Regions from separate parts of the Homo sapiens genome. Here all the other regions are linked to region 3. A link is an interaction called in ENCODE POLR2A ChIA-PET data of the cell type or tissue named here. Cell type or tissue: GM12878. All regions are shown on one strand.

Region 1 (5,000 bases), 97 kb before region 3:
TATTATGAACACTTCATGGTCATTTGGTATCAACTTTTATACTGGAGCGGAAAGAAGTTTAATCAATTTGAAATGGTTAAAATTACATTTTTGTGTGGAGATCTCTGAGGTTTGCAGTGCCTTGTACTAGGGTTTGTACATTAAAAGCTGGTCTTCAATCATGTATTATGTTCCTGGGGCAGCTGTAACCAATCCCTACAAACTTGGGGGCTGAAAACAACAGAAATATATGCTCTCATGTTTTGGAAGCCAGCAGCCCGATATCAAGGTGTCGGCAGAGCCGGATTCTCTCCAAAGGCTCAAGGAGAGAATCCTTCCTTGCATCTTTCAGCTTCCAGTGGCTCCAGGTATTCCTTGGTTTGTGACTGCGTCACTTCAATGTCCACTTCCATTTTCACGTCGCCTTCTCTGCGTCTGTGTCTTCTCCTCGTCTTTCTCTTATAGGGGCACTTCTCATTGGATTTAGGGCCCACCTGGGTCATCCAGGATGATCTCATCTCAAGATCCTTAATTACATCTGCAAAAAAAACTCTTTCCCAAGTAAGTTAGCATTCACAGGTTCCAGGGATTTGATATGGACAGATCTTTGGTGGGGGGAGGGCTGCTATTTAACCCACTATAAATCGTCATTAGTGGGTTGTCTAGTAGAGGCACTGTAGTGCGATGGTTGAAATGATCAGTCGGTCAGCACTGTGGGCAGGGACATTTTACCGAATGAGTGGGTCTGTGGAAGGAGAGAGGATAACTGAAGATTTTCGACATTAATCAGAACATTATCCAGTGATTTAAGGACCAATATGGAAAAACTTATAGGACCCATAAGTGGGTGAAGAGAAAGGGGTATGGAAGGAAGGAAAATGAAAGGTTTGTAATTGGTTATTTGTTTCCTGTGATTACAGGGATGAATAACACAGGTGGTCATGGCAGAAAACAGTTGTGCTTCCTCAAGAGCAGTGAAAAATACCATGTGGGAAAAGAAGTGCATATACTACCCTAAGTAATTAGAGAGGTCAGTCACAAAATTTAAAAGAAAAGAAAGTAAAAAAGAATATAATCTGAATGGGTTTTTTTTGAAGAAAGGATAGTAATTATATAACCCTGAATTTGTCATTTCAAATATCATTGATAACTTGAGCTAGGAAGGTGAGAGCACCGTGAGTTCATATATGCAAATGTAAATTCTCAAAGCCATACGTGCATGCCTAAGGCATTCCTCTAAGGTTCCACTGACTTTCTCTGTATAAGCTCCGTGTTATAACAGGTGTATAAATATACATGCAACATGCATCGAGAACAAACATATTGGCATCTAATGTTTGGAACCTTCCGCCTATCAGGGCTTCTTTTCTGAAATAAGTCATGAAGTTTCCCAACAGGAGAGATGGATACCAAAAATAAAATCCATTTAAGTCCTCAACCCATTCAAATAATAAATCCTTCAGATTAGAAAGAGGTGAGGTCAATTGAATCTAACATAGACATTAAGAACTATCTGCCCCAAAGAAGGCTACTCCACACTTTTGACCATATTCCTTTGAAACAGGGAGGATTCATGTTCTCTCTCCTCTCCTGGAAGCTGACAGATACCCATGTATGATGTTGACATTTATGTATGTCTAGAATGCCTAAGGCATTTGGCTTGGCCAAGGCCGGTTGTGACTTGGCCCCCTGCCACCATTCTTTGTACCACAGGTGTTTCCAAGTAGGATCTCATTCGAGTTGGGAGGGTGAGTTAGGGCTTTAGACCACAGGAGCAGCTGAGGGAAAACTGTAAGGGGCCAGGCTTAGCCAAGAAAAGAAGGCTGAGAAAGATCCAAACCAGACAGCTGGCTACCATTCTAACCTCTATCCCCACCCCAGCGCTACCACACTTCAGGCCACACCCTACCCAGAGTGTGGTTTTCAAACCACAGGCTGTGTCGTAGGAAATCAATTTATTGATTCTTGCCAGCATTGAAAACAAAAATTAAAAAAAAAAAAAGACAAAATAAATCACTAAAAAGAAATCAAGCAAGAATTTTCAGAACTCCCCAGCATGGTAAGGGTAACTATTGTTTATCAAACTTCTGTTTGAGTTATTTATGAGGGGGAGAGATGACTGATCTGTGATGTACAATGTTTCTTTCAGTGTGAGTCAGACTCACACTTGTCAAGACTTCCATCCCCCAGCCTCCTGCCTGCTTATGGCCTCAATTCCTTTCTTTTCTCTGTCTAGCTTCGACTCCTAATCACTCACTTCAGATTGATTTTAAACCCTTTCCTCCCCATGTCCAGCTGAAGTCTTCCTTCATGCCCCAGTCCTGAATCCACTCCAAGAACCTGTTTGCCATTTTTTCACCCAGGCTCCCAAGTACTAACAGATAAAATATACACTTTGCCATGCTGTCACCTCAAAATTTGTCACTTGTTCCTGGTCAACTTACTATTAGCTGTGCCACCTTCAGAAACTTCGTAACTTCTATGAGCTTCACTCTTCTCACCTGCCTAATGTGGAAGGGGATGGCCATGACACATGGGGTTGCTGTGAGAGTTGAAGGAAATATGTACATTGTAGGTGCTCAGTATATGGTCTCCTTTATTATTACAACAGCCTCTTAGTTCACAAATCAATGCACTATTATTACATGAAATACTTCTTGACCTCTTTGTAGCCTTGTGTGTGTGTGTGTGTGTATGTGTGTGTGTGTGTGTGTGTGTGTGTGTGACAGGGTCTCACTCTGTCACTCAGGCTGGAGTGCAGTGGTGCAATCTTGGTTCATTGCAGCCTCTCCAACTCCCAGGCTCAGATGATCCTCCTGCCTCAGCCTCCCAAGTAGCTGGGACTACAGGTACATGCCACCATACCCCAGCTAATTTTTTCTCTGGGTAGCTGTGATGGTTAATACTGAGTGTCAACTTGATTGGATTGAAGGATGCAAAGTATTGATCCTGGGTGTGTCTGTGAGGGTGTTGCCAAAAAAGATTAACATTTGAGTCAGTGGGCTGGGAAAGGCAGACCCACCCTTAATCTGGGTGGGCACCTTTAATCAGCTGCCAGCATGGCTAGAATATAAAGCAGGCAGAAAAACATGAGAAGACTAGACTGGCCTAGCCTCCCAGCCTACATCTTTCTTCTGTGCTGGATGCTTCCTGCCCTCGAACATCAGACTCCAGGTTCTTCAGTTTTGGGACTTGGACTGGCTTTCCTTGCTCCTCAGCTTGCAGATGGCCTACTGTGGGACATTGTGATTATGTGAGTTAATACTTAATAAACTCAGTTCTGTCCCTCTAGAGAACCCTGACTAATAAAGTAGCTTTTGACAATGCTGACCACACTCTACTTTCTGAAACCCTCTCCTCTCTCACCATTTTTAGTCTCTGGCTTCTCTATTCCACCAACATCTCTGATTGCCTTTTCTCTCTTACCCCGTAAGTGTTGTTGCTCCCTGGTTTGAATCTTTTGCTTACCTCTTTTGGTGTCTGACTTCACTCTACAGACTAGAGGCTAGGTCTTTAGTTTCTAGATTTCTTTTGAGTTCTGAGCTTCACCTCGTCTTATCTCTGCAAACAGAAACCCCAGATAGCTGCTCATTCCTGCTCCAACTCTTGCTTCTGTTTCAGGGCCCAGTGTCTCAGCAAAGACTTAGAACATGGTGCTACTTTCTTCCTCTCCCAAGAAGTCATGTGAGTCACTGTGTTAACTTTAAAAAAAAATCGTAATTTCAAATTTACAGAAGAGTTGCAAGAATAGTTAAAAGAATTCCCTATATCCTTTACTCAGATTCACTAATTGTTAACATTTTACCACATTTACTTTCTCTCTCACCTCTTTTTTTTCTGAACCATTTTCTGAACCCTTTGAAGGTCCCTCAGCTTATATTTCCTAAGAACAAGAATATTATCTTACATAACCACAGTGCAATGATTAAATTCAGGAATTTTAACATCAATGCTGTGATATTGTTATCTAACATAAAGTCCATATTTAAATGTTGCCAGTTGCTCCATTGTCCTTTACAGCCCTTTTCTTCCTCCTCATCTGGGATCCAATCCAGGATCATGCATCACATTGAGCTGTCATGTCTCTTTAACCAGGAACAATTCCTCAGCTGCTCTTTTTCTTTCAAGACAGTCACATTTTTGAAGAATATGAACCAACTGGTTTGTAGAATTTCTATCATTTTGGGTTTGCCTGTTGTTTTTTTCATGATTAGAGTCAGATAATTCGGGGTAGGAAAACCGATAAAGGATGTTGTGTCCTTCCTGGTGCCTCACATCAGGACGCACGTGATGCCGATTTGTCCCATTCATTGATAACTTGGATCACTTGTCTAGATGGTTGCCACCAGATTTCTGCATTGTAAGGCTATCATTTTTCCCACTGTAATTAGTAAGTAACCTGGGGGAGGATAGTTGGAGGCTCAGGCTCAAGTCTCCTGTTCTTCCTCAAACTTCCACCAAGTAGTTTTGGCACTTATTGATGATTCCTGCCTGAATTGATTTTTTCTATGATGTCAGCAAAAACGGTGAATTTATGACACTATCATTTCTTTTTTTTTTTTTTTTTTGAGACGGAGTTTCACTTTGTCACCCAGGCTGGAGTGCAATGGCGTGATCTCGGCTCACTGCAACCTCCGCCCCTCAGGTTCAAGCAATTATCCTGCCTCAGCCTCCTAGGTAGCTGGGACTACAGGTGTGTGCCACCACGCCCTGCTAATTTTTGTAGTTTTATTAGAGATGGGGTTTCACCATGTTGGCCAGGCTGATCTTGAACCCCTGACCTCAGGTGATCCGCCTGCATTGGCTTCCCAAAGTGCTGGGATTATAGGCATGAACTACTGCGCCTGGCCCCTATCATTTCTTCTAATGTGACTTACCATTTTCTTATGTTCTAACCTGTATGTATAAACCAACAAAAATGCAATTTCAAAATTTATATGCTAACAATAATAAAAATAACAGTAGCTTCTATATGTTGGCCCATGGGCTTGTCCTGCCTGACTAGACACAACATTATAGAG
Region 2 (5,000 bases), 60 kb before region 3:
GGACATAAACATGTTCAAACGTCTATGATGAAAAAGAAAGGTTTACTATTACTTGTCATCCTCAGTTCCATTTGTCTTATTAGAACCTTGCTGGGCACAGTGGCTCAAACCTCTAATCCCAGCACTTTGAAAGGCCAAGACGGGAGGATTGCCTGAGGCCAGGAGTTTGAGACCAGCCTGGACAACATAGTGACACTCCGTCTCTACAAAAAATAATAATAAAAAAAATTAGTCAGGCATGGTGGCATGCACCTGTTCTCCCAACAACTCTGGAGGCTGAAAAGAGAGGATCACTTTAACCCAGGAGTTTGAGCTTGCAGTGAGCTATGATCACACCACTACATTCCAGCCTAGGCAACAGAACAAGACTCTGTCTCAAAAAAAAAGAAAGAAAGAAAAAAAAATAGAATCCAACAATCCCCCCACCCAACATTACGTTTCCTTTTTCTGTACCCTGGGCAAAGAATATCAGAATTTTCATACACAGTAAATTCTCTATATGTGCTTGTCACTGGGGTAGTTTAAAAACCAGTGCTGTGGGGTACAGGTTTCTCTCCACAAATCACCACCGAATCAGCTTCTGACAGATCTGCAGCTAGAATGACTCTTGGCCAATCCTAGGATGATTCCTTTATTCATTAGTGGCTTTCAATGCCTTGGGGCTACTCTTTCTGTTATTTGAGGACACCATGCAGCATGCAGCGGTTTTTTATTAACTCACTAATTGTGCCATTTCTTTCACTCTTCGGGTGATGTTGTATGTGTTCTAATATAAGATATACAACTCTTCATCATTTTTCCCTGTTCAGATAATCTATTCTGCACGAGGACTCCCTGTAAGAATATTCATAGTATTCAACTGTAGTAAGAGAAAGTTTGAAATAAACTGAATAGCCAAGTGAAAGGACATTGGTCAGATAAGTTATGGTAAACAAAATGGAATGCTAAACATCGATTAAAATCAGATGTTTGCTACTACATACTCATTAAAAATTTTTTTTAAATGAGATGTTTGACTGGGTGCAGTGGCTCAAGCCTATAATCCCAAAACTTTGGGAGGTCAAGGTGGGCAGATCACTTGAGGCCAGGAGTTCGAGACCAGCTTGGCCAACATGACAAAACCCCATCTCTACTAAAAATACAAAAAAAAAAATTAGGTGGGCATGGTGGCACATGACTGTAATTCCAGCTACTTGGGAAGCTGAGGCACAAGAATCACTTGACCTGGGAGGTAGAGGTTGCAGTGAGCCGAGATCGCAGCACTGCACTCCAGCCTGGGTGACAGAGCAAGACTCTGTCTCAAAAAAAAAAAAAAAAAAAAAAAAAAAGAGAGAGAGATGTTTGAAGGGTATTTTAAGTTATGGAATGTTTGCAATGCTACAGTGAATATCCTTGTACTGAATCATGTACACTGATGCAAGAAATTCTGTAGGATATATTTCCAGGAATGGAATTGCTCACTCAGAAAGCTTAACTATTTTGCATTTTATATATATTGGTGAGAAAAACTTCAAAAAGATTGTACAAACTTATAATCACAAAGCAGTAACCGATTGGATGAGATTTTTTTTAAGAGACCATTTTTAATCCATCCAGTTTAGTCTAGCAACAAGCTGGAATGCTCTAAAAGAAACTCTAAAACACTAATTTGTCTTTTCACTCAAATATGTATCTTTTTCTGAAAAAATGTCTAGTGAACTATATATAAAAATCATTCTATAAAGCATTTCTTTTATGTTACTAAATTAATCAGTAGAAAGGACATGTATTATAAAAATATACTGTTGAAAACATGTTTTCTCAACATCCTAAAAGCTTCAGGCTGTATAGACACAACCCAACTTTGTGTCTAAATGCTGTGTCGTTCATATGTTCCAGCCTTGGTTTCCTTATTCTTAAAATGAGGAGTTGGAATCTAAGGTCGGTTTCAGATGTAACGACTCCATGATTTTACAATACCTCTTATCAACTGATTGTAGTAACCAAGAGAACTTCCTTCTCTCTCCTAATAATGACTTTTTAAAAAAAAAATTGGAGACAGGGTCTCACTCTGTCACCCAGGTTGGAGAGCAATTATAAGATCCTAATTCACTGCAGCCTTGACCTCCTGGACTCAAGTGATTCTCCTGTCTCAGCCTCCCGAGTAGCTGGGACCCTGGGTGCGCCACTATGCCCGGATAATCTTTTACTTTTTGTAGACACAGGATCCCAGTATGTTGCCCAGGCTGGTCTCGAATTCCTGGACTCAAGTGACCCTCCCACCTCGGCCTCCCAAAGCGCTAGGATTACAGGCTTGAGCACTGCACCCAGCCAGAATGACATCGTTTGTCATAGGTTGTGTTTAGTCCGCACAAAAGCACTTTGAGGTCTCAGTATCATTGTGCCCATCTTACAGAGAGGAAACTAAGGCACGGAAAGGTCAGTAACTTTTCTGAGACCACAGAGCAAGGCAGGGGTGGCAGAGGAGCAAAACTGCAATCCCCGGGGGCTGGGACAACAGAGCCACATTCTTTCTCTTTTCCTCCCTTTCTTCCCTATTGTTAACAGATGGAAGCAAATCTCAAAGTGAACCCTACAAAAATTTTGACATTGCATTCCATAGCTTAGATAGACAATGTTTGTTTCTGTGATCCAAGGGAGAAGATTCTTAAATTATGTTCAATTGAATGTACACATCCAAACGTGGCTTAGCTTCTTTATGTCTTATGCTGTAAGAGTCTTTTTATGATTTGTTTTGATTTTTATGTTTTTTAAATTTTTCTAGGATATGTGCTTGATAGTACTGAAACAAAGGCAGAAAAGAATCCTGGGGTAGGGGGGTGAGTGGGAGGGAAGTCTCTTTAAGGTCAAATTGAGTTACTGTCTCTTGCAGATGAAGATGAATATGCTCTCTCTCACCAGACAGATTCTTGTGGCCCACGGAGAAATCTGAGCTAGTTCCCTTTTCTTGCTAATGAAGGGTCATCACTGAGGAGACTGAAGGGGAATTTTTCAAACCAGGTGAGACTAAGTGTGCAGGGTAGGCTCTCAACAGATGTTGGCAGCTGCCTTTCCCTCAAGGTCCCACCTCCCCCACCCCAGACTTCCAGACACAGGCAGCTCAGGACATTTTCGTACTTTGTGCCAGGCAAGAGATGCTCTTCAAATCTGTGACACGTTGGAAAGTTTTTTTTTTCTTTCAAATCACTTGGATGTTCCACATCTCCAAATAGCAAGGAAAAATGCTTGATCTTGCATTTTAAACTTTCTTTCTTGTTGGTCTTAATTTTCTTTATGTATTTATTTATTTTTTAGAGACAAGGTCTCCCTCTGTTACCCAGGCTGGAGGGCAGTGGTGTGATCATGGCTTACTGCAGCCTCAAACTCTTGGGCTCAAAGGATCTTCCTGCCTCACCCTCCAAGTAGCTGGGACCACAGAGGTGCACCACCATGCCCAAGACAAAGAGTCTCAGGCTGAGAGGCAGCAAGTGCAAAGGCCCTGGCAGGGTGGGAGACTGCTCACTGTGTCGCAGGGAAGGAGAGGAGACCTACAGTGACTGATGGGCGGTCATGGCGTGTGAGCAATGAAGAAGGCTGATGAGGCCCCACCCATTGGCCTTATATCACTGGGATCTTTTTCTCATGCAATGGGCAGCTAATGGAAGGTTTAGAGCAAGGGAATGAAGGGCTCTGATGATTCATAATAATAATAGCATAGTGTGACTATTATGATCATTTTAGAACTATCACTCTTCTAGCAGGATTAGGAAAGAGGCCCTACACCAAAAACATAGACAGGGAGACCCAGTCCAGGAACAGGTGGAGATGATGGATTAGCAAGGGAGGGCAGGGACTGAAGAGCCGTGGGTACTGAGTGCACCAAGGGCACTGAGAGAAGGCCTGGGCTGCTGATTCCATGCTCTTGTGTTGCTTTGCTTTAGTGTTACTGCTGTCCTGCCCTTTGGCCAAGGGAAAAGATAAGAGTAATTTGAAAGGAAATATCCCTGGGAGAATAACAGCTTGTTTACCTGAAACGGATAATTCCTTGGAACAGGACTTGCCAGCTTTCAAGGATTCTAAAATTATGAGGCCAATCTGCACTTTAACCTGGACATGATCAGGATGTACTAAACTGAGACCGGGGAACCAGCCCTGGAGTTAAGACTCCTATTTTCAGTTTTGCTTTCGACCTTCCATAAACTGTTCCAATTCTCACTCATCTCCTGATACCATATTATTTTGGGCATCACATTTCCATGACTTGACTCCCTACACAAATTCTGCTTTGAAGCTTTTTCTATGCTGAAGCCACAATGGATCAATTCAGTCCAATAACAGCTCAGCGGAAGGGAAGGGAAGTCAGTCAAAGCAGGGATTTGGTGTCAAGTAAACACAATAATAGGCTTTTAACTGAATGAGTCTTTCCCTTTTTATTTTCACTTTTTTATTTTTTTATTTTTATTATTATTATTATTTTTTTTGAGACGGAGTCTCGCTCTTTCGCCCAGGCTGGAGTACAGTAGCGCAATCTCGGCTCACTGCAAGCTCCGCCTCCCGGGTTCACGCCATTCTCCTGCCTCAGCCTCCTCAGCAGCTGGGACTACAGGCACACGCCGCCACGCCCGGCTAATTTTTGTATTTTTAGTAGAGACGGGGTTTCACTGTGTTAGCCAGGACGGTCTCGATCTCCTGACCTTGTGATCCGCCCGCCTCCCAAAGTGCTGGGATTACAGGCATGAGCCACCGCGCCTGGCGCGTCTTTCCCTTTTTAGCCAATTATTTTGTTGTGTAGACAGAGCCTCAACCAGCCCCGGTACCATTTGTCTCTTCCCAACGACTCCTCCCTATTCTCCTTCCTGGTAGTTCTGTGGGCTCCTTCATGCTGGTTTCCATGCCACAACCTATCTGGAATCTTGGAATTGCAGAACTTCAGAGGAAAGAGAAGTCTGGAGTATATCTGAAGTCATGACAAACAACTTCCTTTCCCCATAGCTGATAAAGAATGGGCCTGCAGGTCCCAT
Region 3 (5,000 bases):
GCTAATTTTTTTTTTTTTTTTTAAGTTGAGACGGGGTTTCACCATCTTGGCCAGACTTGTCTTGAACTCCTGACCTTGTGATCCACCCGCCTCAGCCTCCCAAAGTGCTGGGATTATAGGCATCAGCCACCGCACCTGGCCCACATCTATATTTTCAAGCAAAAATGATTTCCCCTTTCAGTTGGAGAATTTTCATTCTTAATAGTTACTGCCTATCTTTCTCAAAAATTCCTGTGTCAATTTTGGAAAACATTAATTTTTTGGATAATGGGGACAGCCTTACATTTAACAGTTGCTTGGCCTTTAATCACCAATGGAAGGGGGAGAAATTATAGAATTTTAAAAAATGGTTGTGTTGGAAGAAGATCTTTTAAGCAGTCAAAGCAGGTGGTAGCATGTGGCAAAGGGGTGGCACTGATGGGAGAAGCATTTATTTATTTACTTATTTTTGCCATTTTACAATGAATTTACTAATTTGGGTTAGTAGGTGACTCATAAAATAGCCCTGTATGTGTTGTATAAAATAGAAGTGAGATAATGTCCCTTTTCTACTTAAAAGCCTGCAATGATGATAGTAGCCCTATTCACAATAGCTAAAAGTGGAAACAACCCAAATGACCTTTAAATGGTGAATGAATAAACAAATTATGGCATATGCATACAACAGAATATTGCTCAGCCATAAAAAGAAATAAGGTACAAATGCATCTCCAAAATATGATGCTAAGTGAAACTAGTCAGTCGCAAAAGTCACATATTATATGATTCCATTTATATGAAGTGTCCAGAAGAGGGAAATCCATAGAGACAGAAAGCAAACTGTGGTTGGCAGGGGCCACGGGGAGGGGATGATGGGGAATGACTGCCAATGGGTATGGGAATATCCCTTTGAGGTGATGAAAATGTTCTAGAACTAAATAGAGGTGTCGGTTGCACAACGCTATGAATACACTAAAAATGCCACTGAATTGTTCACTTTAAAATGGTTAATTTTATGATGTGTGAATTTCACCTCAGTAAAAAATAATAATTAAGTAAGATCTGCAATGGTTCCCTATTTCTCCAAGAGTAGAAGCCAAATCCTTACAGAGGCCTCCTATAGGAGATGGCCCTGTTACCTTCTGGCCTCGTCCTCTCCTCTTCCCACGACTGTCTCACTGAGCACCATGGCCTCCATCAGTTCCTCCTAATGCTAGGCATGCTCCCACTCCCAAACCCCCTTTGCACTGGCTGTCCTGTCTGCCTGGAAGACACTTCTCTCCAGTGCCCACATGACTCTTTTAGTCTTTGCTTACATGTCAGTGTCCAAGGAGGCCTGTCCTCACCACTCTTATTTCCAATCACACCCGTCCCCAAGTATCATTCCCTTTATTCTGCTCTGCTTGACTTATTTCCTTCTAACAAACTATGTCTTTTTACTTATTTATTCTGTTTATTCTCTTTCTCCTTCTCCTTCCTCTAACCATTGGAATGTAGCTCCACCACCAAAAAAAGAATTTTAATATGTTTCTGTATTCTAGGCTTAATTTGTATTGATTTTTTAAAAATGTCTACAAAATCAAATAACAAAGAATTACACATTCAAACAGATTCAATTAAGTGGATTCTGAAAGAAATATCTGTAGAAAATGAAGTCTCAAATCTCATAGTAAAGCATCTTCATAGCTTTTTATTCTCTGCTAATGTTTATATTTCATGGAGGCATAAAATCATTCAGGCTGAAGTTAAAACATCTTTCTTTTATCACAAGTAGCTTGAGTTTTGAACCCGGAGGAGGCACTCTGGGTTGAAAGTTATTCATTATAGAAAATGGTTGAACTATAAAATGTCTTCTACTGGGAGAAGGTCGGCTTATTTGGGTTGCTACAGCTTTATTGAGGGTGGGGCAGGGAAGAATATAAAAATTTCTTTCTGCTGTTGCATTTGTTTATCAAATTTGTGCAAGGCCTTGTTGATCATGGGAAGCATAAAGAACACAGATACTATATTCACGTTTAAAGTAAGACAACGGAATCTATCACAAGGGTAGTGAAAGTCTAAAAAAAAAAGGGGGAACAGAGAGAAAAGAAAGGGCAAGTATTTAGAAATAGATAGCAGCCTGAAATATTTTTGTACACGCACAGGAAGTTGCTTTCAGAAAGCCAGGCCACAAGACTCTTGCACACAAACCTTGCACAAGGAGCTCTAGGATTAGAAAATAGCATCATGAGCTGAAAGTGATTACATTTTGCAGATGGGTGTCTCTATTAATTTGGATCTATACTGTGGCTAGAGATCCTGCTGTCTGACGCAAAAGCAAAGGATGTAAAAGCCAAAAAAAAAAAAAAAAATGCTGTAACCCTTCTCTTAATATTGGCATTAAAGCTGAAAATATGCCTCTGTTTATCCAAAGCATAAGGAAGTTGTATATCATAGTAGCAGAATGTATCAGGTATCTAAGATTGAGTGCAGAATTCCGATAAGAGAGCTCTTGAGCACAGAGTTTCAGCTTTGGGCAAGGAAGAATTTCCCTGTGTCATTTTGTTTAGGGAAATGTTTCCCGAATAATACACATTTCATTTTTCTGGCATGGACTTGGACTCATGTGGATTCCATTTGAGGAAAGAAAAGCTCAAGAAGCAGAGGGGTGGTGGGATTTTTTTGTGACTGCTGCAATTTCAGAGAATGCAAAACTAGTGTGACCCACTAATGGTGACTGTTGTGCTGTAGAATGTTCTGTTCATAGCCACAGGGGAAACCACTGCGATTCTGAGGCAGAACTGGCTAGTTCAGGAGCCAGCAAAGACACTAGAGTTAAAACCCACGTGCCTACCTTTGTCTTGTAACAAATAGCAAAATTTTGCCTGATGTTGGAAGAAATATTCCTTTTCTTAATCTGGTGTAAAGCAAGTACATGTGAATGTTTCCCTTGATTAACTTAAGCTCCCTCAAATGACAGGTGCATTTGTGTTTTTGCGAAGAGTTGGAAGGTGGATTGGTGGTGAGGTGAGACAGGCATCATCATCGTTTAGGATTTTTCACGTGTCCTTGGGGCATAAACCAAGCTAAAGATATCCAAAAAAGCCAATTCCTCTTAGAGCTCTCACAGTGTAGCGTGAAACCTGCCTAGGAGACTCCAGTGGTTCTGAATCGGAAGGCAAATTGGCAGGGGGTACATTTTTGGTTATCAGGATTGGAGGCGGGAAAGGGGCAGTGAAAAGGCTGCTCTTGTCATGGAGTGGGTAGATGCCAGGGCGGCTGCTAACCATGCCACCATGCACAGGACAACTCCCCTAATACAGAATTGTCCAACCAAAAGTGTCACTAGTGCCGAGGCTGAGAAATCCTCATCCTAACACATGCCCTAAACAATAAATCCATTTTAAACATTCCCCAGTTGGTGAAATTAACCAGAACGATAGTCTGATAAAACAAAAAACAAGTAACCCAGTAAGTAATATTTCCTCCTTCCTCTTTCCCATTTCACAGAAAATCGTTGAATAAATGCAAGCAGGATATTTTTAAGAGAACAATTCTGTAAGCAATCTCCTTAAATATGTTTCACTTCAATTTCTGCCATTATCTAGAGGCTATATGCCCAGTACAATTATTGAAATCACTGTAACAGTAAAAATTTATAGCCGTATTAGTGTATTTTGGCTAAGTTGAAATGGCAGATGAGGGTAAAACACAAAAATCCTTTAAAAAAAGATAGCTTATTTGATTGCTGCACCAGTTTAAGAAAAAAGGCTAGAATTTATGTTAAAACTGTCTTTAGGGCCCAGCATGGTGGCTCATGCCTGTAATCCCAGCACTTTGGGAGGCCAAGACGGGTAGATTACTTGAGGTCAGGAGTTCCAGACCAGCCTGGACAACATGGTGAAACCCAGTCTCTACTAAAAATACAAAAAAAATTAGCCAGGCATGGTTGGGGAAAACCTGTAGTCCCAGCTACTTGGGAGGCTGAGGTGGGAGAATCGCTTGAATCCCAGAGGTGGAGGTTGCAGTGGGCCGAGATCATGCCATTGCTCTCCAGCCCAGACAACAGAGTGAGACTGATATGGTTCTGATGAGTGGAGGAACACCAGGGTTCTTGGTCCTCATGCCGGTTTAGATAAAACAACATGGACACACATGGAGTGGTTTTAAGGAGCGGAGAATTTAATAGGCAAGAAAGAAGGGAGAAGAAAGAAGGAAGAAGTTCCTCTGTACAGAGACAGAGGGAGGGGGTCTCCAAATCCAAGAGAGGAGGCCCCATGTGCTGAGGATACCAGCCAGTTTTATGAGGAGGCTGGAGGAGGCAGTGTCTGATTTGCACAGGGCTCAGGGGATTGGTTTGACCAGGCTTGTCATTCATGTAGCCTGCGAAAAAATTGGCCCCCCACCCTAGCTTTTAATATGCAAATGCAGGGCACCATGACGTTCTACACACGTGGGGATATGTGGGGGTGCCCATGTTGCCAGGCACATGTCCGGGGTAAGGGCAAGAGGACAACGGTGGGAATCGCCATGTTGGGTGGACCCAGTTTCTAATGGCCTGCATTTGCATATCAAAGGTTGCCGGCCTGGGTCTAGGAGCCAGAGTTTTTCTGCTAGACAAGAAATGTTTCTGGAGTTGCTTTGAAAAGAAATGAAAACTTTCCAAGGACCCCTTTTCCTCTATCTGCCTAAAATAATTTTTTAATAACTCCTACCACAAGACTTTGTCTCAAAACAAAAACAAAAACAAAAACAAACAAAAAAACCTGGATGCAGTTTAGATCTTTAGATGCAGGACAATAAGTGACTTACATAAAAATTCAAGCCCAAGAAAGCAATGCGTGTTTCAGTACTCCTGAGCTTGTATCTCTTTTAATTTATTGGCCAGAAGAGGAAACAGCTTCAGCTACTCTTCCTAGTTGGGAAACTTAATATGAAAACCTAATATGAAGCCCAAGATCCTTAGAGAATGTTAATACAGAAAGTCCTGCCCATGGCTTGAAAATTTTTGTGCAAATAGCATTAATTGGGGTAATCAGGAG

What was found. Peaks named below come from ENCODE experiments on the same cell type or tissue, not always from the same donor. Only the 100,000 strongest peaks of a DNase experiment are listed, where the experiment ranks them.
Region 1: POLR2A ChIA-PET joins it to region 3 with 14 read pairs; 23 of 35 experiments call an interaction of 5 or more read pairs at or near these places.
Region 2: POLR2A ChIA-PET joins it to region 3 with 11 read pairs; 10 of 35 experiments call an interaction of 5 or more read pairs at or near these places.

The regions. Positions count from the first base shown.
Region 1 is chrX:12,983,051-12,988,050 of GRCh38, forward strand. No RefSeq gene overlaps it. Among named protein-coding and RNA genes, the nearest start is that of TMSB4X, 10 kb to the left of the region's middle. RefSeq lists an enhancer at 1,547-1,726, a cis regulatory region at 1,651-2,312 and a silencer at 4,131-4,327. In GM12878, no CTCF peak of the experiment used is centred here; no DNase peak of the experiment used is centred here; H3K4me3 peaks cover 2,100 bases; H3K27ac peaks cover 4,836 bases.
Region 2 is chrX:13,020,188-13,025,187 of GRCh38, forward strand. No RefSeq gene overlaps it. Among named protein-coding and RNA genes, the nearest start is that of FAM9C, 22 kb to the right of the region's middle. In GM12878, no CTCF peak of the experiment used is centred here; a DNase peak (open chromatin) is centred at 2,968; H3K27ac peaks cover 2,377 bases.
Region 3 is chrX:13,079,749-13,084,748 of GRCh38, forward strand. The region is part of intron 2 of LOC105373133 (a long non-coding RNA gene); the gene reads left to right. Among named protein-coding and RNA genes, the nearest start is that of FAM9C, 38 kb to the left of the region's middle. RefSeq lists an enhancer at 2,027-2,196. In GM12878, no CTCF peak of the experiment used is centred here; a DNase peak (open chromatin) is centred at 2,093; H3K27ac peaks cover 4,946 bases.